Regions from separate parts of the Homo sapiens genome. Here all the other regions are linked to region 1. A link is an interaction called in ENCODE POLR2A ChIA-PET data of the cell type or tissue named here. Cell type or tissue: MCF 10A. All regions are shown on one strand. Each heading gives the region's core, and the rest is flanking DNA. Links, peaks and the distances in the headings are about the cores only. Region 1 overlaps LOC124904443 (a long non-coding RNA gene). Region 2 holds the start of ADAMTS4 (ADAM metallopeptidase with thrombospondin type 1 motif 4). Region 3 overlaps FCRLB (Fc receptor like B).

Region 1 (7,561 bases), core at 838-5,837:
AATTCATTAATTGCTTCCTATTCAAATGAACTCTATTTTTTTTTTTTTTGAGATGGAGTCTCGCACTGTCACCTGGGCTGGAGTGCAGTGGTGCGATCTCGGCTCACTGCAACCTCTGCCTCCCCAGTCACACATTTCTCCTGCCTCAGCCTCCCAAGTAGCTGGGATTACAGGCGCGTGCCACCACGCCTGGCTAATTTTTTGTATTTTTAGTAGAGACGGGGTTTCATTATGTTGGCCAGACTGGTCTCAAATCCTGACCTCGTGATCCACCCGACTCGGCCTCCCAAAGTGCTGGGATTACAGGCATGAGCCACAGCACCCGGCTGGTCAAATGAGCTCTTAAAATTTTTTTTTTGTGCCTTAGTTTACCTTTTACATATGTGAATGAGCAACTCCAAATGATTCCAGCCCCAAGCTTTTAAGTCATCTCAGGCTTCCAAGTCTTCTCAGCTGAAGTCTCAGTGATTCTGAAGCAGAGACAAGTCATCCCCACTATACCCTTTCCGAATTCTTGACCCACAGAATCCATGACATAATAAACTGGTTGCTGTTTTGTACCAGTAAGTTTGGAGTGGTTTGTTACACACCAATAGGTAATTGGAACACTCCCTTATCTTCCCCGAGGTAGCATCTTGGTGAAGGTGGAGCAACCAATGACCTAGAGGTAGCAGAAAACGGAGGCAACCTCAGGTCCCTGTGGCTGGACTCTGGCACCCTAATGCTCTCCGATGTGTTGGACTGGCCTTGTCCCTGGGTACCCTGTGCTGAGCAAGGTGCAGCTTTTTTCTGCTGGGCCTTTTGGAGTATCATCCTAACATGAACTTCTCAAGTCCGTGGTCTCATACCATTCTATTTGCCTCTAGTTGCCAAGTCCCTGCCCAGTGGGCTTCCTTGTCTTATTCCCAGACTTCTACAAAAGACATTTATTCTTGTCTATGTATCTTCCCTTAGAAGGAGATGGGAGTCAAATCTGTTCAAAATCCATTCCTCTCTCCATACCCCCAACTCCTGATAGGGCTGGGTGAAGTTCTCACCACCTACTCCTAAGGGTTTTTATTTATTTATTTATATTTATATTTATATTTTTTTTGAGACAGAGTGTCGCACCCAGGTTGGAGTACAGTGGTGTGATATCGGCTCACTGCCAGCTCCGCCTCCCCTCCCGGGTTCATGCCATTCTCCTGGCTCAGCCTCCCGAATAGCTGGGACTACAGGCGAACGCCACCATGCCTAGCTAATTTTTAATATTTTTAGTAGATACGGGGTTTCACCGTGTTAGCCGGGATGGTCTCGATCTCCTGACCTCGTGATCCGCCCGCCTCGGCTTCCCAAAGTGCTGGGATTACAGGCGTGAGCCACGGTGCCCGGCCTCCTAAGGGTTTTAAAATCCATTCCTGGCCGGGCGCGGTGCTCAGGCCTGTAATCCTAGCACTTTCAGAGGCCCAGGTGAGCGGATCATGAGGTCAGGAGTTCGAGACCAGCCTGACCAACATGGTGAAACCCGTCTCTACCAAAAATACAAAAATTAGCCGGGTGTGGTGGCGTGCGCCTGTAATCCCAGCTACTCTGGAAGCTGAGGCAGGAGAATCTCTTGAACCCGGGAGGGGAGGCGGAGGTTGCAGTGAGCCGAGATAGCACCACTGCACTCCAGCCTGGGCGACAGAGCCAGACTCCGTCTCAAAAATAAAATAAAAATAAATAAATAAAATCCTTTCCCTCAGGAGCAGGAGGCTTAGATTCCTTCCAGCACTGGCCTTGCCTTCAGGGTTTCACTGGTATATTTGGGGAGTGTTCTGCAAGGGGTGTAAAAGTGAGCAGCTGCATTTGTTCAAGGCAGCAGGAAGTACTGCTGGGACCCCAAACCCAGCCTCCTGCAGTTTCCTCACTGCCTCACCTTGTGGCCAGAAGAAGCTAGGCAATCCACCCCTTCCATGGTAGGGCCGGGGCTCATGTTCCTTTATTTGGTTCGAACCTCAGTTTACCTCTCCAAGGACTCCAAGATAAAAGCACATTCTTTGTAGGACTGGTTTCAAGTGATGCACCAGTGTAAAAAGGGATTTGCGGGCAATCAGTATAAATGATTTGGGTTTGGATTTAGCTCCGTCACTTAATATAAGGGGATCTTGGGCATGTCTCTACAATTTTATTTCTTCATCTGTAATATCTTGATAATGGTTACTTCATAAGATTATTAAAAGGATTAGATGACACTGTAAATTACTTAGCCTTACAGAAAGTAAATGTAAAGCAGGCCACGCACGGTGGTGGCTCACGCCTTAATTCCAGCACTTTGGGAGGCCGAGGCGGGTGGATCACCTGAGGTCGGGAGTTCCAGACCAGCCTGACCAACACGGAGAAACCCCCATCTCTACTAAAAATACAAAATTAGCTGGGCGTGGTGGCACATGCCTGAAATCCCAGCTACTCGGGAGGCTGAGCCAGGAGAATCGCTTGCACCTGGGAGGCGGAGGTTGCAGTGAGCGGAGATCGCGCCATTGCACTCCAGGCTGGGCAACAAGAGCCAAGAGCCAAACTCCGTCTCAAAAAAAAAAGTAAATGTAAAGCAAAAGTTAGTTACGATTAGAAAAATGCATATTAACAAATTAAAGACTCCGCAAGCTATTTAATTAAAGAGAATTGCTTAATTCTGTCGGACCCCAAATTTTCCTGCTTGACAAATTCACAGAACCCTTTCAAACGAAACACCAATAATTAGGATTAGGGTGGAGACGGAGGAGCTGGAGTGAACGGGACTTGGCTGGAACACGTCCACGCACGAGTATGAGGTGAGGTATGCAGGTCAATGGGAACGCCACTCCCCTCGGGAAGGACACGGCACAGTCTTTTCGTCCTCCTGGGGCTGAACCCGGGACGTCAACACGAGGCTAACGGGACAGCTGTTTCTCCGCTCCCTCGTCACAGCCCGCGCGTGCTCCGCTCCGCTTCCCTTCAACCGACGTATTGCCAGTACCGTCTCCGTCTTGTCCAGCCCCCGCTGTCGGGAACTGAGAGCACCCTTTCCCAGACTTCCGGTCTTGACTCATTGCTGACGGGAAAGCTCCGGACCTCTGCGAGCCGTGGGGCGGGGCGCGGCGAGAGGAGGGGCGGGGCTCACGAGTGACGAAGGGCAGAAGGGCGGGGCGGGACGAGAGGAGGGGAGGGGCGAGCGGAGGGGAGGGACGAGAGGAGGGGCGGGACGAGAGGGGGGCGGGACGAGAGGAGGGGCGGGGCTCACGAGTGACGCAGGGCAGAAGGGCGGGGCGCAAGAGAGACTGAGAGCACTACGCGGGTGAGAGGAGGGGCGGGGCGTGGGAGTGACGGGGCGTGGGAGTGACTGGGCGCGGAGAGGCCGGAGCCGGAGGCGAGGCGAGGCGTGAGAGTGAATGAGGGAGGAGGGCTGTGAGGGGCTGGAGCGCCCCTGGGTGTCCTTGAGATTGCGGGAAATTCGGGTCACTTTTTCCCCAGGCCTCAGGCCTGCCGCGTCGAATTTGGGGTCTTCGCTAGGCCTGCAAGGTTGGCCGACGTTCAGGATCGGTGCCCAGGAGATGGGCTGCCTTCTCTGGGGCTGGGCAAGGGACTCTGCCTGGCAGCGCGCCTGGACCGGGGCGGGAGCACAGGGCTGGATGCGGGGCACCTCGGCGTGATTCGCGGCGGCAAGTCTCTTTTGCATCCCTACCCTGAGTTCCCCCATTCTCTTTCCCCGAAGCAACCACTGTTAGGGTTTTTGCGTGCCCTTCCTAGATGATCTCCAGTCGTCCCTCGGTATCCGCAGGCAGATTAGCTCCAGGACAGCAAGCACCCCATACTAAAATCTGCGGATGCTGAAGTCCCTCCTATAAAATGGCATAGTATTTACCTACAACTACGCACATCCTCCCACACACTTTAAATCAGCTATGGATTACTTGTAATACCTAATACAATGTAGTTATACTGTGTTGTTTGTATTTGCATTATTTTTATTGTTATTTTTCCTAATATTTTGGGAACCCGCTCGTGTGGGAGGTTCCCATACATGTATATATATTAATATGCATAAATATATTTCCTCCATTTTCCCCTTACTCAAAAACCCCACACTACACACTACTCTTCACCCATCTTTTCAGTTAGCAGTAAGTCTTGAATCTGTCCAAGAGCAGGATGACATGCAAAATGAGTGATTTAAAACTCTTTCTACAGCTGGGCTTTAAAGTACTTCCAGCTTTTTACTACTGTTTTGGCAGAGGGCTCACCTATGGGAATTAAAAGATGAATTTCCAGCCTGGGCATATAATAAGACTTGTCACTACAAAATAAAATAAAATTAGCTGGGTGTGGTGGCAGTCGCCTGTGGTCGCAGCTACTCAGGAGGCTGAGGTGGGAGAATCCCTTGAGCCTGGAACGTCGAGGCTGCAGGTTCAAGTGATTCTCCTGCCTCAGCCTCCCTAGTAGCTGGGATTACAGTGTGCACCACTACGCCTGGCTAATTTTTGTATGTTTAGTAGAGACAGGGTTTCACCATGTTGGCCAGGCTGTTCTCAGACTCCTGACCTCAGGTGATCTGCCGGCCTCGGCCTCCCAAAGTGCTGGGATTACAGGCTTGAGCCACTGTGCCTGGCCCGAAGTGGGGAGTTTTTATGCAGCTGGAGAGTAAAGGAGGGGGAGTTTCAGAGACCTGAGGGGAAAAGTCTATGTTTCTTCAGTCTCCGATAATGCCTTGAACAACCAGACTTCTGGGCATCAGCAATTGGACATAACATCCTTAAAGTAATTCATCCGAATCTTCTGCTTTTTTTTTTTTTTTTTTTTGAGACAGGGTCTCACTCTATTGCCCAGGCTGGACTGCAGTGACATGATCTCAGCTCACTGTAACCTCCGTCTCCCAGGTTCAAGCGATTCTGCCACCTCAGCCTCCTGAATAACTGGGACTACAGGCACGTATCACCCAGCTAATTTTTGTTTTTTGTTTTTTTTTGGTAGAGATGATGTTTCACTATGTTGGCCAAGGTTGTCTCGAACTCATGACCTCAAGTAATCTGCCTGCCTCCGCCTCCCGAAGTGCTGGGATTACAGGCATGAGCCACTATGCCTGTTCCTTCTGCAATTTTTTTTTCAAGACCCTGAAGTTATATTCTTTTGCTTGACAAAGAAAACAGTACATCAGCAGTTTATAATTATATTATAGAAGGAATATTGGGCAAAACACAAGTGCAAGCAAGCAAGGGCCTGATCAGAATTTTCATCCTTTCAGTCACTAAAAATGCTGGTGTGGTAAAATCTCAAGGGGTCCCATTATAAAATGTACCTTAGAAATTCCATGGGATGCCATGGTCTTGTTTGTTTTCATAAATAAGGCCTGTCTATCTGCCGCTGGATTTCCCTCTTGTATCCTAGCAAGGATCAGACTTTGTTTTTTGTGTATATTTTTTGATATGGAGTTTCACTCTGTCACCCATGGATGGAATGCAGTGCCGCAATCATAGCTCACAGCAGCTTCAAACTCCTGGGCTCAAGTGATCCTCCCATTTCATTCTCCCAAGTCTTTGGGACTACAGGTGTGCCCCAGTGCACCTGGCTAGGATCAGACTTCAGAAGATCCTGGCCCGACTGGGTGGCACAGGCCCATCACTCTTACTATTTCACTGTGCTCTCCGTAAAGTCCTGAAATATTCTGACCAACAGGGATGGACTCTTTTCAAGATCCACAGAGCTCCGAGGAATTTGTCCTATCCTTTTCTTCCCCTACTGCCTCATGTTGCTGGTGTCTGCTTATAAAGGAGCTAATGGAATGGGTAAACTAGGAGTGCTAGAGTGGTTGGTCTGAGACAAGGGTGAGGGGAAGGAATCAACCACTTTGGGATCAGAACAGAGGAGAAAGCAGGGCCACCACGGGAACTGTAGTTATTCCTTTCTTGCTGCTCTTTGGCTGTAGTTTCCCTCTCCCATACCATCAAGAAGCCCCAGTGAAACCACATGTACCACATTTATATTTCTTGCTCTGAGATCCATTCCCTGCCCTAACTCTCCCTGTTGTACTTGCAGGGAAATGCATTTCCCCAGGATCCCATCATGCAAAGTGAAAGCCAAAATCCTTGCTGTGTTCCACAAGACCCTTCACCTCCTCCTAGCTTACTCTGATCTGGCTACACTGGTTTTTGCTGTTTCTGGGACACAACAGCTTGCTGCTGCCACAGAACCTTTGCACTTTGTAGCCCCTCAGCCTGGAAGCTTGTCCTCTAGATAGTCTACATGGCTAGTTCCCTCACTTCCTTTAGGTCTTAACACAAAAGTTACTTCTCAGGGGGCCTGCCTTGGCCACACTATCTAAAATTCCACATACAAAGACACCCAGATATTTCATCTTCTGTTTCCCTCTTTATTTCTCTTTAGCACTTGTCACATCTGACATACTAAATAAAAACTGTTTCCTCTGCCCACACACTTTTGACATCAAATGTGTGGGTTTTCCACACCAAGCAATTCTCCAGTTCTCAATGGTCACCAATTGTGTGTCCTCCCATCTAACTCAAGTCTGGCACTAATTACCTGGAATTAATGAAGTTCCCACAGGTTAAGGACTCAGGCTCACAAGACTGCTCCTAACTTCAGATGTCAATCACAAGTTCCAGATTCTCATCTGTACTTCTCACCAATTGGCTATCAACTGGGGCTTTCCCAACACCCTCCTCTTGTTTGATAATTTGCCATAATGGCTCACAAACTCAGGGAGACATTTACTTACATTTACCGGTTTATTATAAAGAATATGACAAGGCCGGGCGCAGTGGCTCATGCTTGTAATCCCAGCACTTTGGGAGGCTGAGGTGGGTGGATCACCTGAGAGGTCAGGAGTTCAAGACCAGCCTGGCCAACATGATGAAACTCCATCTCTACTAAAAATACAAAAATTGGCTGGGTGTAGTGGCAGGCGCTGTAATCCCAGCTACTGGGGAGGCTGAGAGAATCGCCTGAACTGAGGAGGTGGAGGTTGCAGTGAGCTGAAATCGTGCCACTGCACTCCAGCCTGGAAAACGAGTGAGACTCTGTCTGCAATAATAATAATAAAAAAATAAAGAATATGACAAAGTTTACAGATGGACAGCCAAATGGAAGATGCACCGAGGGCAAGTATGGGTGAGGGCTTGGAGCATCCATGCTCTATTTAGGCTTGCCATCTTCCCAGCACCACAGTGTGTTCACTAAGCCAGAAACTCTTGGAACCCTGTTGTTTAGGGTTTGAACATAGGTTCCATTACTTAGACAGAATTGATGAAATCATTGACCATTGGAGTCAATCTCCAGCCCCTTTCTCCTCCCCAGAGGTTGGCGATGGAGCTGAAAGTTCCAGCCCTCTGATCATCTGGTTGGTTTCTCTGGAAACTGGCCCCCATCTTCTAGGAATCACCTCATTAGTATAAACTCAGGTGTGCTTGGAAGGGGCTTACTATGGATAACAAAAGACACTCCTCTCACCCCTATTACTCAGGAAATTACAAGTGTTTTAGATCTGTGTTAGGAACTAAGGACAAAGACCAAATGTATACTTCTTCACAATATCACACAAACCATATATTTT
Region 2 (7,561 bases), core at 1,649-6,648, 190 kb before region 1:
CCCGCAGGGTGTGCCATCGGCCCAGGGCGAGTGTTTGGTCTGGCACATGGCATGGCCATTGAGGTGGCCAGAGCACCAGAGGGCAGCACAGGGCGGCGGCAGCTGTGGACAATGGCGTGAGTCGGGCCCGAAGGTCAGCTGGCACTGGCGGTCAGCATCATAGTCCTTGCCAGGGAAAGTCACAGGCAGATGCAATGGAGCCTCTGGTTTGTCTAAGAGACAGTGCCCTGGGAAGGGGGTTGGGGCACAAAGTCAGCAACGGGCTGAGGGGAGCATTCAGGATTGCCAGCAGAAAGCTTAGGCTCCCTGGGGCCTGATGGAGCCTAGAAAAACAATCCTAGGACTATAAGAGGATTTAAATTTTTGTTATTTATAATTTTTATTTTAATTACTTACTTTTTTTTTTTTTTCCTGAGACAGAGTCTTGCTCTGTCGCTCAGGCTGCAGTACAGTGGCATGATCATGGCTCACTACAGCCTCAAACTTCTGGGCTCAAGCAAACTTCCTGCCTTGGGCTCCTGAGTAGCTGGGATTACAGGCATGTGCCATGTCCAGCTAATTTTTTGGAATTTTTTGTAGTGATAAGGTCTTGCTATGTTGTCCAGGCTAATCTCAAACTCCTGGTCTCAAGCAATCCTCCCACCTTAGCCTCCCAAAGCATTGGGATTACAGGTGTAAGCCACTGTGCCTAGCCCTGTAAGAGGCTTTAATGGGCAGCTATAGTTTATTGGATGCTTATTATGAGATGAGCATTGGCTAAATGCTTGACCAGCACTATTTAATCATGGCAAATACCTATGAGATAGGTACCGCTATTATACTTATCTGACATATCAACTACAAACACAGAGAGGTGAAGTAACTTACAGTCACACATCTACACCTGCTTAAAGAACAGAATAAGAGGCCAGGCATGGTGGCTTAATGTCTGTAATCCCAGCACTTTGGAAGGCTGAGGTGGGAGGATTGCTTGAGCCTAGGAGTTCGAGACCAGCCTAGGCAACACAGTGAGACCACATCTGTATTTAAAACAAAACAAAACAAAACAAAACAGAGTAAGGATAGGAACTCAATTCTGCCTATTCTAACCAACTATAGAATATTTGAGTTTGCTTCTCATCAACATCTCTGCCTAGTGGCAGTCATCCTGCTATTCTTGCATACCTCACTGCGTGACAAGGTAATCACCTCCTTCATAGCCAGCCCATTCCAGTGGTGGACAGTTCTGGCCCTCAGAAAGTCAGTTCTAATTCTACTGAGCCAAAATTCGCCTCCTCTAGCTATGCTATTTATTCTGGGAGGAAGTGAGAACTACACAAAGACAGCAGCATTTCTCACCCCTTCCCACACTGCAGAGGAAGCACACTTGGGGGAGGCAATTTGGTCCATGCAGAATGCAGCGGAAGTGAGAGTGCCCTGGAGGACAGGAATTGAGTGCTACCCAGGGAAAGGTAAGTGCCATCTGCTTACCATAGCCATTGTCCAGGAAGTCAGTGATGAAGCGGGCACTGCAGGGGGACCAGGGCTCCTCAGGATCCACATGAGCCATCACAGGGGCCATGACATGGCGAGAGGTGCTCAAAGGCCCATTCAAACTGATGCATGGCTTGGAGTTGTCATGGAGCATGTTGAAGACATGACCTGTGGGAGCAAAGGCCCTGATAGGATCTGAGGGTCCCTTCCCCATGCCCTGAGGGACTCCATAATAAATCTGGCTGCAGCTGTGGATGATCAGATCCATTACCCACCTCACCCTGCCCCCAGTCCTTTCCTTTATGGTACTCTCAGGGCTCCCAGTATGTAGCCCCGTCTCTTTCTCTGTCTCCTCTTCCCCAAAATATACTCAGGGTCCCTCCCTACCCACTTTTCCTTATAGCCAACATTCCCAACTGTGACCCCACCCATTGTCTCTGACTCCCCCTCCAAATACACACACACAGACACACACACACACACACACACACACACAGAGGAGTTCACAGTAGTTTCGACCAACTAATTTATTTAATAGAAAAATGTAAATGTATGTCTACACCTGGAGCAGAGAGGAGTAATAGCCCTATACCTAGGCCTGGGGGAAGAATACCTTGGGACCCCCATTAACACTGTGGTGAACTTGCTACCCCCTCCCCCACCTTCTCCTCCCTAATACCTTTCTCATCCACCCCTACTTTACCCAGTTCATGAGCAGCAGTGAAGGCTGACTGGAGCCCATCATCCTCCACAATGGCACAGCTCCGAGCCGGGTCACAGACGGTGCCCACATCAGCCATACCCAGCGTGTCGCAAGTGGAGACTCCACACAGGTCCTGTGGAGAGGGATCATAGAAGGTGCATAGACAGCCAAGACACCTGGGTCCATTGGGTTGAGATCCAGATTCCCGGGGACCTGGGCACTGAGGACCCAGCACTGTCAGGGCCTAGGTAGCCACACATGGCAGTGTGGCTGGGGCAAGGCACCATGTCACACAACTCCAGGAACATCATTTGCATCATAGTCTATGTAGTGGCGCTTCTTAGAATTGTGCAGTGCATGGCCTGCGGTGCTGACTGGGGCCTCACCTGACGGGTAAACAGAATGGCTGTGTCAAAGTGGTCAGGGTCCGAGTCCTCAGGGGTGTTGAGGCCCCGCTGCCAGGCACAGAAGCTGCGCAGGGTCTGGGCAGCACTGGGCCCCACTTGGGGCCCCTCCTCGCCTGACCCCAGGATCACTAGCCGAGTCACCACCAAGCTGACAGGATTGCGGATGCTTGGGTGCTTGAAGGCCTTGGCTGCTGCTGCCATCACTGTTAGCAGGTAGCGCTTTAGCCCCGCACCGTGGAATGCGGCCATCTTGTCATCTGCCACCACCAGTGTCTCCACAAATCTACTCAGTGAAGCAAAGCGCTGTAGAGAAAAAGGGAGAGGAAGATCCTGAAATAGCCTCTCAGACCCATGGGTCGGTCGATTCTCCAATCCCTCACTTCCTGGGTCTGGAACTCAGCATAGTCAGCTGGGCCCCACACACCCCACGGGATTCCTGACTCCTGGCGGGTCTTGGTTGGGCCCTTCCCCCAACGCCAAATCTCAGGGCTTTTGTGGTAACTCTGAGGAGTCAGCAGCTGGTTCTAAGAAGGGGAGGAGAAGGGGACGCCACATCCCAGGGCTGCGGGAGCCCCAGAGGTGAAAGCAGCCTGGACTGCCGTCAGGAGGGACTTTGGGGTTCTCCAGGCCTGAGTGTGGCTGGGGCCTATGGGACCAGGGCTAGAGGGCTGGGCTGCAACGTGTCTGCCCTGTGTGGTTGGAGGAACGATTCAGTCAGCAGCTAGGGCCAGGGCCAGAGCTCAGCGTGGCGGTTGTGGAGGGAGCGTCTGGTCTGGATTAAAGCTAGAGAGGGAGGAGGGAGGAGGGAAGGGAAGAAGGGGGAGACCAGGAGTGGGAGGGAGGAAAGGATGGAGCCTCAGGCAGCCTCGCAGTCCGGCCACAGTGTGTGAAGGGGATTGACCAGAAGGAGGTATGGGATACCCTCCCTCTCTTGCCACTCCTGCCCTAGTTTGCAGTTTGCCACAGTGATTTTAAAGGCAGCATCAGAAGCCAGACACCAAGCCCTAGGGCCTCAAACCTGACTCCTATAGCTGGGAGTGGGGGATGAAAATCAAATTTGGAGCAGAGAAAAGAGCCAAGGCCAAGGGGCTGTTAGGAGACCTTTACTGCTGGGGACTGTGTCAGTAGGAGATGCCATGGCCAGGAAGGGGTGGGGTGGGGAGAGGGAGCAGTTATTCCCAGCCCAGAGTCTGTGACCCACCTCTGAGAACCCTCGGTGGGTCTGGCTAGGAGAAGGGTGAAGGGGAGAGGCCTGAGCCTTACCAAGAAAGGAGGCTCATGGAGAAAGGAAAGGCAGGCAGAAGGGAGGGAAGCAGAACGGCCAGAAGTGTAAGTGGGTGGAGAGAGGGTGAATAGGGGTCAGTAGGACAGACATGGCGGGAGGACACCGCAGGACACAGACTCCAGAGATGCCTACCTTGGCTCTTCGGGGTCTGGGGCTGGGGCTTCCAAGAGGAGCCTTGACGTTGCACATGGGACCTTGACCGCTGGCAGGACTCTTCCGGCGTAGGATGTGAGCCCCAGGTCCCCCAGCAGAGTTAGGGGTGCCTCCCTCCAGGGGCTGGAGGTGGAGTTCAGCCCCCCGATATTGTAACACGCCTAACAGGGCTCCCCCATCCCAGTGCAGAGATGCCACCGACTCCGGATCTCCATTGATGGTGCCAGTCAGGTAGGTGCCAGGCTCTGCTCCACCCAGCAGCTCAGGCGCCTGGCCCAGGTACTGCACTGTCAGCCCCTCGACCTGCACACCGGAGTCCTGCTCCAGCTCTAGTAGCAGCGTCTCCCCAAAGGCCTGCAAGCGGCACAACAGCCTGGCAGGGGCGCCCGAGCCAGGCAGGACGCTGCCGTTGAGCTTCTCTGGAAACACGATCTCCTCCTCCCGGGGGAGGGGGCTGGCCAGCCGGGCTGAGGGCAGGAGAGAGGCCAGCAGTAGCAGAAGCAGCCACACCAGCCAGGAGAGCGGCACAATGGGGAGCAGGAGGCAGGGTTGGGCTCCCCACAGCCAGCGCCCTGCCAAGCCCCTCCCGGGATGCGAGCCTGTCTGGGACATGGCACTGGTACTGCAGCTGGGAGGGACTGAGGCCGTCTAGGGCACCAAGTCCTCCACACCCTAGCTTTGGAAAGCTCCTCTCTGTAGCCTGGGGGCTTGGACTCCTGCCAAGGTCAGAGGCAAAGTTTTCAGAAGGGCTGAGGACCGTTAAAGGAAATGGAGAAAACTTAGTCCTTGGGCTTGGGAGAGGTGCCCAGGGGTCTGGCTTCTCCAAACTCTCCTCCTGAGCCCTCCTTTCCTGGATCTTTGTCTCTCCCTGCCTGTGTCTTCTGCAGCTTCTCTGGCCTCTCCCTCTGTAGGACTCTGTCTGGGCCGCTTCTGTGCCTGCCCTGTCTCTGCCTTCTTCCGCTGTGCCTTTGTCTCTGTCTCTTTCCTCCTCTGTCTCTCTCGTGCATATGTGTCTGTGGGTCTCCCTGTGGGTTCTCCCCAGCCTCTCTCCGCGCCAGCTCTTTTAAGCATGGTGAGCCTCTGCGATTGATTGGCTGATCTCTAAGCCACTCAGCTGAGCTCTGTCGGTGGGACTCAGATGGGTGTATCATCGCTTCCCAAAAAAATGGGACTTGCCCAGGGGAGGGGAATCTCTAGCAGCCGAATGGATAATAGGCACTGGGCCAGCTGATGACATAGCCTTTTCCCAAACCCCACAATCAGCCCTCAGCTGTCTCTTTCCCTTTTTGGTGGGACAGAGCCCCAGGAGAGGCAGAGAGTGAGGGAAAGGGCCTGGCCGGCATGCACAGATAGGATCACGGTCCTGGGAGAATTCCTGCTCTTATAGTCTAACCTACCATGGCTTCTCTTTTCTCAAGGCTCCCTCATGCTGCCCTTTGGCCCTAGTGGCTGGTTTCCAGGGCTGAGGGGACTGAGTGAGCTGCCTGAGAAAAGAGGGTAGGGAACAGGTAAGGAGGCATCAAGAGGGAAGAACAAATAAAAGAGGTAGCTTGACATGGCTCAGGATAGAACTGAGCAGCTGGGAAGAGTAAAAAAGGCAGAACATTGGGGGAGGCAAGGAGACAGTGATCAGGGAGTTGACTGCCCAAAGGTAGGATGATCCTGCTTGGAATGAACATAACAGAGGCGGCAGATGACAAGGCAGGAGGGGTTAACGACTTTTCCTTTTATAGAAGGCGGATCCAGGGTGGCACCTCCTCTTTTCTAACGTCCCTTCTCTCCCTCAGGATCCCCCTTCCTGAGTTACCACTACCCACCCCCTCCAAAGCCCAGAACAGCCATTCCGCCTCCATTTCCCCCCAGGGTTCCCCCTCCCCACTTCCTGACTCCCCATTTCCCTGGCCCAGCTCCCAGTAGCTTCCCCCAGGCTTTTGGCCCTGCTCCTACCCACTCCCAACTGCCCTAAACCCTCCCCCAGCCTCAAGTCAGCCAGCCCCCAGCATAGGCAAGACTTGCTCTCAGGAACCCAGATTCACCCAGTATCAATCTGGGAGAATCCCCACCTGGCTCCCACCATCCACCCCACCTTGCTCTGAGAACCCAGTGGTTCCTGGAATATCTAGTCATCTTTTCTTTTTAATTCTCCCTGGGGCAGGGAGAGGGTGGAGACAGCATTGTGCATATAGGGAAATTAGGGTACTGGGAGAAATCCATTGCCTGGGGTGGGGAAAGTGGCTGGGGAGGAAGAGGTGGTGTTAGGGAAAGGAAGCAAATTATTCCTTTGGCTTTGGATAGGAGGGAACTCGGAAAAGAGGTCTTGGGTATGAACTCTCAAGGCAAGGAAGGGTTCAGAAGTAGGGGCAATTTCTGCTCACCCCATCCTCTGGCTGCTTGTTTCCCCAGGAAATCCCCAGGAAGGAGAGTGCAGTCAGCAGTCTCTTTCCTTTCCCAGAAGTGGACCACCTCCTCTTGCCTCTATTCCCCTATTCACTCTGCTTTGTCACCTCCTGTCCCCCGCATATCATATCCGTCAGAATACTTCCTTTCCCCCTCCCTTCCTGCTCAGGTCGGTAATACCTGCCCTGGTGCCTATCACTTCCTGGATCACCCACCCCCTTGTGACTGCCAGACCCACCTCTTGACCCACCACTTGCCTGACCCTGGTTCTAAGCCAACGGGGCTGGGACTAGAGGAGTCGGACAAAGGGTGGGAGACCAGAAGGGGCAGGGGCAAGAGGAGCTATCACCAGAGAACTCTACTGCCCCTTTCCACTCCCCTATTTGAGATGAGGACAAAGGGGGTGACTAAGCAATGAAAGACAAAGGGCTTTAGAGTGGCTGCAGCAGTGTGTGTGGGGGTGTTGGCAGCAGGGAGAAGGCACAAAAGCTGCAGTGTCCTAGGCAGCCCCTCAGGAGCCCCCCACCCCAGTCCCAGCTCAAGCTGCCTCCAGGGCCAAGCAGCCCAAAGTCTATCCTGACTTCTCCCAGGCTGGATCAAGGCAAATAAATGCAGTCCTTCCCATCCCCCACCACCATGGCCACATTTGCTGTGTTTCAACAATAGAAAGAAGGCCCAGGGAAAGAGCAAGGAATGAGGACAACAGAGGGACCAAACCTCTGCCCTGGCTCTGTGGCAGCTGCCTTGTCTAGCCCAGGTCCTGGTCAGTTCCCACAGCTAAGGATCTGGCCCCACCCTTTGGTACAGTTCCCATTAGGTCAATTCCCAGGCCAGAAGTCTGGCTTTCCCCTCTTTCTCTGCAGTGAAGAATTCCACCATCTCTGCTTCCTGGTCTGTCTGCCTCACCCTGCTGCGCTGCTGGTGGGCTGTGTCCCTGGGATCCTGTCTAGGGGATATCTGGGGAAGGCCTCTTTCCAGGCTCAGAGTTGGAGAGTTGTACAAACTCTACGGGTGGGTGGCCCAGCTGGAGTTGGGCTTAGAGGCAGAGGGAGAAAACAGGAACTAGCCTCTAAGGCTGGAAGAATCTTTGTCCATACAGAATTGTGATCAGACTCCTGGTGCTACTACATTTCCGTGCTGTTG
Region 3 (7,561 bases), core at 1,246-6,245, 340 kb after region 1:
TGGGAAACCAGGGGCAGAAGAAGAAAAACAGGTTTTGGGACCATTCAGCCTTTCTTGTCGTCAAGAGTCTCTCTCCTCTCATCGCCAATATTCTCCTTCTCCTTCCTCTTCCTTCTTTCCTGTTCTGCAGTTCCAAGCAGTGGGCAAGCTGGTGAGTCTTATAAATTTCTCATCCCAATTTTCTACAGCTTCCACTCCAACCCCCTAAGTGACCTTTTCAAGTAGACTCCTCACTTCTTGGCTGCGCTGGGATAGTGTCTCTTCCCACTCTCGTCAACCCCTGGGACTAAATTTGCTTGAAGGCATTTAGAAATGGGTGCTGGCTGATGGACTGGTAGTCTGTAACCCAATGAATGTGATCTCCTCTCCTGCAGGGATGGGTTAGTACATGGGCTGGGGCCTGCGAGCTGGGGTTTCCTAAGATTTCCCAAACTCAGGTCGTTTCTTTGGGCACCTCACCTTGATTCTCTTTGCATGCTGCCCCCTCTCACCCCACTCCCCACCCCAGCTACTCTGGAGAAGCCCATATTGTCTCTACATCCACCTTGGACCACCATCTTCAAAGGGGAGCGGGTAACTTTGAAGTGTGATGGATACCACCCACTGCTCCTGGAGCTCCAGCCCATCAGCACTCTCTGGTATTTGGGCCACCTACTTCTGCCCTCTCACAAGAAGAGCATTGAGGTGCAGACACCAGGGGTGTATCGATGCCAGACACGGGGAGCACCCGTCAGTGACCCCATCCACCTCTCTGTATCCAATGGTGAGTGGACTGAGCACGAGGGGAGGGGGAGCACGTGTCTCCTCTGGCAATACTAGTCCTCTGGTGGGAGGGAACACTGGGCCAATCCCAAGGTGCAGGAAACAAGGGCCACACTGGGGCCTATCTTAAGTCTCTGGAGCAGGTAGGGACCTGCACGGCACTATGCGAGAGATGCAGTAAGGCATGCCTAGCCCCCAAGGTCCCCTTACCCTCCTGCCATAGTGTGAGGCACAGTGTGAACATTTCTGTTTGTTTCTGAGACCAGCTCAGAAGAGCAAAGGCTCCAAGGACCTGGAGTGCTGGACAGAGAACTTTAGGGGGTTGGGGAGGGAGCAGTAAAGGAAATTCACCAAACAGGAAAGGTGAGTTTCCCTGGCAGTCTGAGCATAGATCAAGGATCTACTCTCAGTTGAACAGTGTGATGCTTCTCTGTGCCTCAGTGTCCACATCTGTAAAGAAGGGACAATAATAGTATGTATCTCTTCGGCTGCTCTGAGGATTAAAAGTGAATTATGATTTGCTAAAGAAAAAAAGCAGCAATTGAACTGAGCACTTACTCAAAGTTTTATTGCAGACGTGTATATGTGTACACAGGAGTCAGCTGAGAAACTGATTCTCGAGATGCTTGAAGGGTTTTAAAACAGGATAAGAAAAATAACAATAATTTGTTCAATAAAGTACAGGATTGCTGGGCACGGTGGCTCAAGCCTGTGATCCCAGCACTTTGGGAGGCCAAGGCGGGCAGATCACCTGAGGTCAGGAGTTCAAGACCAGCCTGGCCAACATGGTGAAACACTCTCTACTAAAAAAAAAAAAAAAAAAAAAAATAGCTGGGCATGATAGCGGGTGCCTGTAGTCCCAGCTACTCAGGAGGCTGAGGCATGAGAATTGTTTGAACCTGGGAGGCGGAAGTTGCAGTGAGCTGAGATCGTGCACTCCTAGCCACAATTTGTATTCAGAATTTAAAGCACATCACTCAATGTTCAGATTAGCACTTACACACACTTCATATTCATACTCTGTGGTTTCTTGTTCGGAAATCATTGGTGATAGCAATAATTATACTGAGTACTATAGGAGTAATTACTGCTTACAGATTGGGAGTGCATGTGGATTGTGGCTATTACTTGCAGGATTCTTTCTCAATGTACAACACCTAAAATGGCATCTGCTCTGTGCTAGGGCTATGTAAGCGTGCTATAATGATCACAGGGTAATTATGAGGTGCTGTAGGAGATACCTAAGGCTCTCCTGGGGTGTCAGGGATGTTTTCTGGAGGAGATAAGGTCTAAGCCTAGACATGCAGGACAAGCAGGTGAACTTAAACAGGTGAAAGAGAGTCTTCTTGGCTGAGGAAATAGCAGGTACAAAAGCCTCGGGCTCAGAGCAGGGCCAGTTCTCTCAACAGTTCAGTATGGCTGGAACTTATCCTGTTAGGAGTGGAAGATGAGGAAAGTAGAGAGGAAATGGGGCAGGAATGAATACTGCCATGGTGAGGGAGAGGTAAGCAGGACCCAGTCAGGAGGACTCTGACACCATCCTAAGGAGGTTATAGTTGATTCTCATGGTCAAAACCCTTTGAGGGTGGAGCCAAGTCTCTGGCATCTTTGCTCCCTGGCTAAGTGAAAGACCAGCCATCCCCCTTCCTTCCCACTCACCTACAAATATATCTTGCACTATGAGGCTGCTGGGTGCCAACCACCAGGGAAGGCCTGTCCGCTCAAGAAAGCAGTGGGAGGCCAGGCCCGGTGGCTCACGCCTGTAATCCCACCACTTTGGGAGGCCGAGGTGGGCGTATCACCTGAGGTCAGGAGTTCAAGACCAGCCTGGCCAAGATGGTGAAACCCTGTCTCTACTAAAAAATGCAAAAATTAGCTGGGTGTGATGGCGCCCACCGGTAATCCCAGCTACTCGGGAGGCTGAGGCAGAAGAATCGCTTGAACCCAAGAGGTGGAGGTTGCAGTGAACCGAGTTTGTGCCACTGCACTGCAGCTTGGGCGACAAGAGCAAGACCATGTCTCAAAAAAAGAAAAAGAACAAGAAAAAAAGAAAGAAAAAGAAAAGAAAAGAAAGCGGTGGGAGATGGCGGGGAAGGGAGGGAGAGGAGTTAAGAGGAGAAAGCTGGAAGGCTGTGAGAGTGGGAGATCTCCAGGGCTGGACTTTCTGTGGAGTCAAGCGTGTCTGTGGTGTCTGTCGCAGATTGGCTGATTCTGCAAGTGCCCTATGCGCCAGTGTTCGAGGGTGAGCCGCTAGTCCTGCGCTGCCGCGGCTGGTACGACAAGGTGGTCTACAAGCTTCACTACTACCACGACGGCCAGGCCGTGCGCTACTTCCACTCCAGCGCCAACTACACTGTGTTACAGGCGCGTGCCAGCGACAGCGGGCGCTACCAGTGCTCGGGCACCATGCGCATCCCGGTGGAGAGCGCGCCCATGTTCTCCGCTAAGGTGGCTGTGACAGTGCAAGGTGGGAGAGACCAGGGGCCCCGGGAGGGAGGCAAATGAGCATTGAGAAATTCTGGGACAGGAGCTCGGCGAGAAAAGAAGGGGCGGAAGTTCAAATAGCTGCCACTTGGAGGGTTTCTCTTAGACTATGGACGCTGTCTCCTCTCCTTTGCCGTGAAGCAGCGCTTGATCCGCCGCCTGCTTGGAGGCTGGTCCCTTTCCCCGACGCACATCCTGGCTTCTCACTCTGGCTGGGGACTCCCACAGAGAGGGCAGCTCTGGCAGGGGCAGGGGCCACTGTGGGACTGGGACGAAGGAGCGACTCCCTAGCGTCCTGCAAGGCAGGCGCAGCGTCTCCTATTCTAGGCTGCAGAACCCGAGCTGAGTGTCAGTCGGGATGTGACATGAAGCGTCTGGCCTGGTCCCTCTTCCTTTCAAGCTTTCCCCGTCCCTCGTGGACTCGGTCCCCCTGCCCCACATTTCAGAAGGCTCCCCTTCCCCCTCCACGTGGACACACGGCCTCCTCCCCTCCCCCCTTGGTCTGTGGGTCTGCAAGGAGCCCTCGCGGGAAGCAGGAAGGAGCGGGGTCGCGGAGCGGTGGACAAGCCGGCGCCGTTGCTCCCCGCCCTCTCCGTAGAGCTGTTCCGGGCGCCGGTGCTGAGGGTGATGGGTCCGCGGGAGGCCCGCGGCGCGGCGCTGGGTGGGGTGGTGCTGCGCTGCGACACGCGCCTGCACCCGCAGAAGCGCGACACGCCGCTGCAGTTCGCGTTTTACAAGTACAGCCGCGCGGTGCGCCGCTTCGACTGGGGCGCCGAGTACACAGTCCCGGAGCCCGAGGTCGAGGAGCTCGAATCGTACTGGTGCGAGGCGGCTACCGCCACCCGCAGTGTCCGGAAACGCAGTCCGTGGCTGCAGCTCCCGGGGCCGGGTGAGTGCCTGCACACCCTCCCGGACGCCGACCCTGGCGGTCAGCCCTGCTTCCGCCTCTCGGCACCCACGAATCACCCCCGCCCCCTGGTTCCCGTCCCGCCCCCCGCCTTTCCCATCTCCCCTTCGCCGCCCTCCTCCTCACCCCTCTTCCGGCCTTCCCCATCCCCGCCCACCGCCCTACGCCCCTCCCCCAGCCCAGCGCCGAGAAGAACCATGCAAGCCGCGCGTGACTGGGCGTAATGCATTCACAGGTTCTCCCCTGGACCCGGCCTCCACCACCGCCCCAGCTCCATGGGCCGCAGCCTTGGCTCCTGGTAATAGGCCGCTTTCCTTCAGAAAGCCCCCGGTGTCCAGATCGGTCCCGTTGGTCACCTCCGTCCGGAACACCACCTCCACCGGGCTGCAGTTCCCGGCGAGCGGCGCCCCGACTGCGGGGCCACCCGCCTGCGCTCCGCCGACGCCCTTGGAACAATCGGCTGGAGCCCTGAAACCCGACGTGGACCTTCTGCTCCGAGAAATGCAGCTGCTCAAAGGCCTTCTGAGCCGGGTGGTCCTGGAATTAAAGGAGCCACAGGCCCTCCGGGAGCTCAGGGGAACGCCCGAGACCCCCACCTCTCACTTTGCTGTGAGCCCGGGAACCCCAGAGACCACTCCTGTGGAGAGCTGAGGGGGCGGCTACCGTCCCCTCTGCAGGCTCATTCCTCCTTGGTCTCCTGCTTCCCCTCACGCGAATTTCTTTCAAAGCCATCTGTTTGCATCCTTGTGTTTTGCTGTGGTTTTTAAAGGAGCGCCCACGAAGTGTAGTGGCTGACGATTTCAACCTCACACAGCAGTTTGTAACCGCAAGCATTCTCTTTGAATTCTCACAGAATTCAGCAAGAAGTAGAAACCTGTTATTTACTACATTGTGATTTAACTTTGGATGTGAATTTAGTCACCCTTAGCCCTTCAGATAAGCCTAGCCAGTACATATTTCAGCACAGGCAGTTTTTTTGGTATTTAAGTACATTGAGGTAACTGAGCACTTGAGAATATTTTAGGGTCAAAGTGTAATTATTCATAATGAATTTACTCTGTTGATATTAAAAAGACGTTCAGTCCTATTACTGATGAGTTTACATCTTCAAATAAATCCTGGGTTCTATTTAGTTTTGGCGAGAGAAAGTTGTTTGTGTGGGCCTCCCATTCCCTGGTTAAAAGGGTCAGAGTCTTTGGGAGGCTGAGGCGGGGGGGGGGGGGGAATCACCTGAGGTCAGGAGTCCGAGACCAGCCTGGCCAACATCGCGAAACCCCGTCTCTACTGAAAATACAAAAATTAGCTGGGCATGGTGGCAGGCGCCTGTAATCCCAGCTACTTGGGAGGCTGAGGCAGGAGAATTGCTTGAACCTGGAAGGCGGAGGTTGCAGTAAGCCGAGATCGTGCCATTGCACTCCAGCCTGGGCAACAAGAGTGAAACTCCATCTCAAAAAAAAAAAAAAAAAAGGGTCAGAGTTCTGTTAGACTTAACCCAGGTGCACCCCCTGCCCCAGTGCAGCTAGACAGACTGATGGGCTGTGGTAGCAGCAGGCAGACTATGCTAACCTTAGCCGTATATTAAATAAGTGTACCATTTGCATTGAGAAATCTTTTTGAAGAAACTTTAAGACAAATCCTCAAAATTGAGTTCTCATTCTTAGCAGCTTTTTTCTTAAGAGCCTTTCCAACATGAATACACCAAGATACACACATGCACAGATCAGTATGCCATCCTGCATGGTGACTTTACTCTCACTTAGTTAAAAGAAGAAAAGTGAGAAGCCATTTCAATTGCAATTTCATGGTTATGTTCCTGGAAAGTCCCATTTTGATGGGTTTTCCCATCTGCCTACTGGAGCCATCAATCCTCTGCAGAGCTAGTGTGATTTGTCCTCAGGAGGCCTCGTTCTCATCAGGTCCATATCCTTCTTCAGTTAAGTTTCACTGTTAAGGCTTAGAGCTGTAACAACTGTACCCTCTCATCCTTTACTTCTGCTTGATAGATGTTGCGTCACAACCCGATTTTCCATTTCTTTCTGAGTGATTAACCAGAATAATATCAACAGCCTTCATCCTATTCTTCTTAATATTGTTCTTCACCATATTATTATTACAAAGCCACTGAAATTATACAGAGAGGCAGGCAGGCAGGCAGGTGCACACATAAATTACACTGCAATGTGATAAGTGCTCTATGAAACATGATAGGAATTCAGAGAAGAAAGTTGAATTTTTAAGGAAGAGCAAGAACTACCACATGGAGATGTGAGAAAGATTGAGGGTATGGCAAGTAGGCTGAGGAAGCAAAGACACAAAGAAATGAAAGACTGTAGCGTGTTTATGGAGCTACAAATAATTGGGAGTGGTTGGAGAATTATGTGTGTTTATGTGTATCTGTGTAGGTGTATTTTAGGGAGGAGGTGACAGAGATGAATATGGGGAAGTAGGAAGGAATCAGAACATGAAAGTCTTGTTAAGAAGTGCTTTAGCCTGTTGGATACTTGGGATGGCTATCTGAAAGCATTCCTGACATGAAGGCATCAATATGTCTAATCTGAGGAAATGCTAACTTAAAATTAGACAAGAAGAATCAAACTTATCTCAGTGGATCTTTGCTTAACTCTGAGAGATATGTCCAGGTGCCTATAATTCAGTTCTGGGGTCTTGGTCTACAAGGGCCTTTGTGGCTCTGATTTCCAGCTTTCTGATGCAGGCTCATCTCACTTCTCAGAACTCTCTTCCAAGGCCACCTTTCCTAGCTAACTGCACTCTATTTCAGTGCCCAGGCTCTTTTCCCCTTCTGATTTTGTTTCCCTGAGATTTCTGCTTTTTTTTTTTTTTTTTTTTTTTGAGACGGAGTCTCACATCTCACTCTGTCACCCAGGCTGGAGCAATCTCAGCTCATTGCAACCTCCGCCTCCCAGGTTCAAGTGATTCTTCCACCTCAGCCTCCCCAGTAGCTGGGATTACAGGCACCTGCCATCATGCCAGGCTAATTTTTGTATTTTTGTAGAGACGGGGTTTCACCGTGTTGGCCAGGCTGGTCTTGAACTCCTGACCTCAGGTGATCCACCTGCCTCAGCCTCCCAAAGTGCAGGGATTACAGGCTTGGGCCACCGCGCCCGGCCGGTTTCTGCCATCTTGATATAGACAGGAAGTGACTAACATTAGTGGCAAGAGGCTTAGTAATCAAAGAATCTCAGGTCATTTAAAAAATCAGTTGATCATTTTTTAAGAGTACAAAAAAGAGAAATAGTTACTCAAAGGAGAGCTAGGGCAGCAGTATCTCTTTCATTCACACCTTTTTGGCAACATCAACATCCTTGTTCTTGTTTTGCCATCTACTTCCATTTAGAACTAGGATGCGGGGGGATGGGGAAGAACAAGGACTTTTTGGTGAGAGTGAAA

Evidence for each region. Peaks named below come from ENCODE experiments on the same cell type or tissue, not always from the same donor. Only the 100,000 strongest peaks of a DNase experiment are listed, where the experiment ranks them.
Region 2: POLR2A ChIA-PET joins it to region 1 with 11 read pairs; 24 of 35 experiments call an interaction of 5 or more read pairs at or near these places.
Region 3: POLR2A ChIA-PET joins it to region 1 with 14 read pairs; 5 of 35 experiments call an interaction of 5 or more read pairs at or near these places.

The regions. Positions count from the first base shown.
Region 1 is chr1:161,386,941-161,394,501 of GRCh38, forward strand. It overlaps LOC124904443 (a long non-coding RNA gene), which reads left to right. Exons shown (of 2, transcript XR_007066693.1): 2 at 1-567. Among named protein-coding and RNA genes, the nearest start is that of TRV-CAC1-1, 9.1 kb to the right of the region's middle. RefSeq lists an enhancer at 2,742-2,941 and a silencer at 3,122-3,341. In MCF 10A, for the core only: no CTCF peak of the experiment used is centred there; a DNase peak (open chromatin) is centred at 3,041.
Region 2 is chr1:161,193,995-161,201,555 of GRCh38, forward strand. It overlaps ADAMTS4 (ADAM metallopeptidase with thrombospondin type 1 motif 4), which reads right to left and starts at 5,060. Exons shown (of 9, transcript NM_005099.6): 1 at 4,001-5,060; 2 at 2,563-2,886; 3 at 2,177-2,309; 4 at 1,471-1,641; 5 at 1-227. The coding sequence starts at 4,633. It also overlaps a transcript of NDUFS2 not described here. RefSeq lists a silencer at 1,226-1,275 and enhancers at 1,646-1,715, 2,894-3,799, 6,325-7,046. In MCF 10A, for the core only: no CTCF peak of the experiment used is centred there; a DNase peak (open chromatin) is centred at 4,717.
Region 3 is chr1:161,722,859-161,730,419 of GRCh38, forward strand. It overlaps FCRLB (Fc receptor like B), which reads left to right. Exons shown (of 8, transcript NM_001002901.4): 4 at 131-151; 5 at 509-763; 6 at 2,963-3,229; 7 at 3,845-4,135; 8 at 4,389-5,285. The coding sequence ends at 4,804. Among named protein-coding and RNA genes, the nearest start is that of FCRLB, 5.1 kb to the left of the region's middle. RefSeq lists enhancers at 3,383-3,522, 4,583-4,632 and silencers at 3,733-3,972, 3,983-4,032, 4,063-4,322. In MCF 10A, for the core only: a CTCF peak has its summit at 3,379; DNase peaks (open chromatin) are centred at 3,313, 3,593 and 4,313.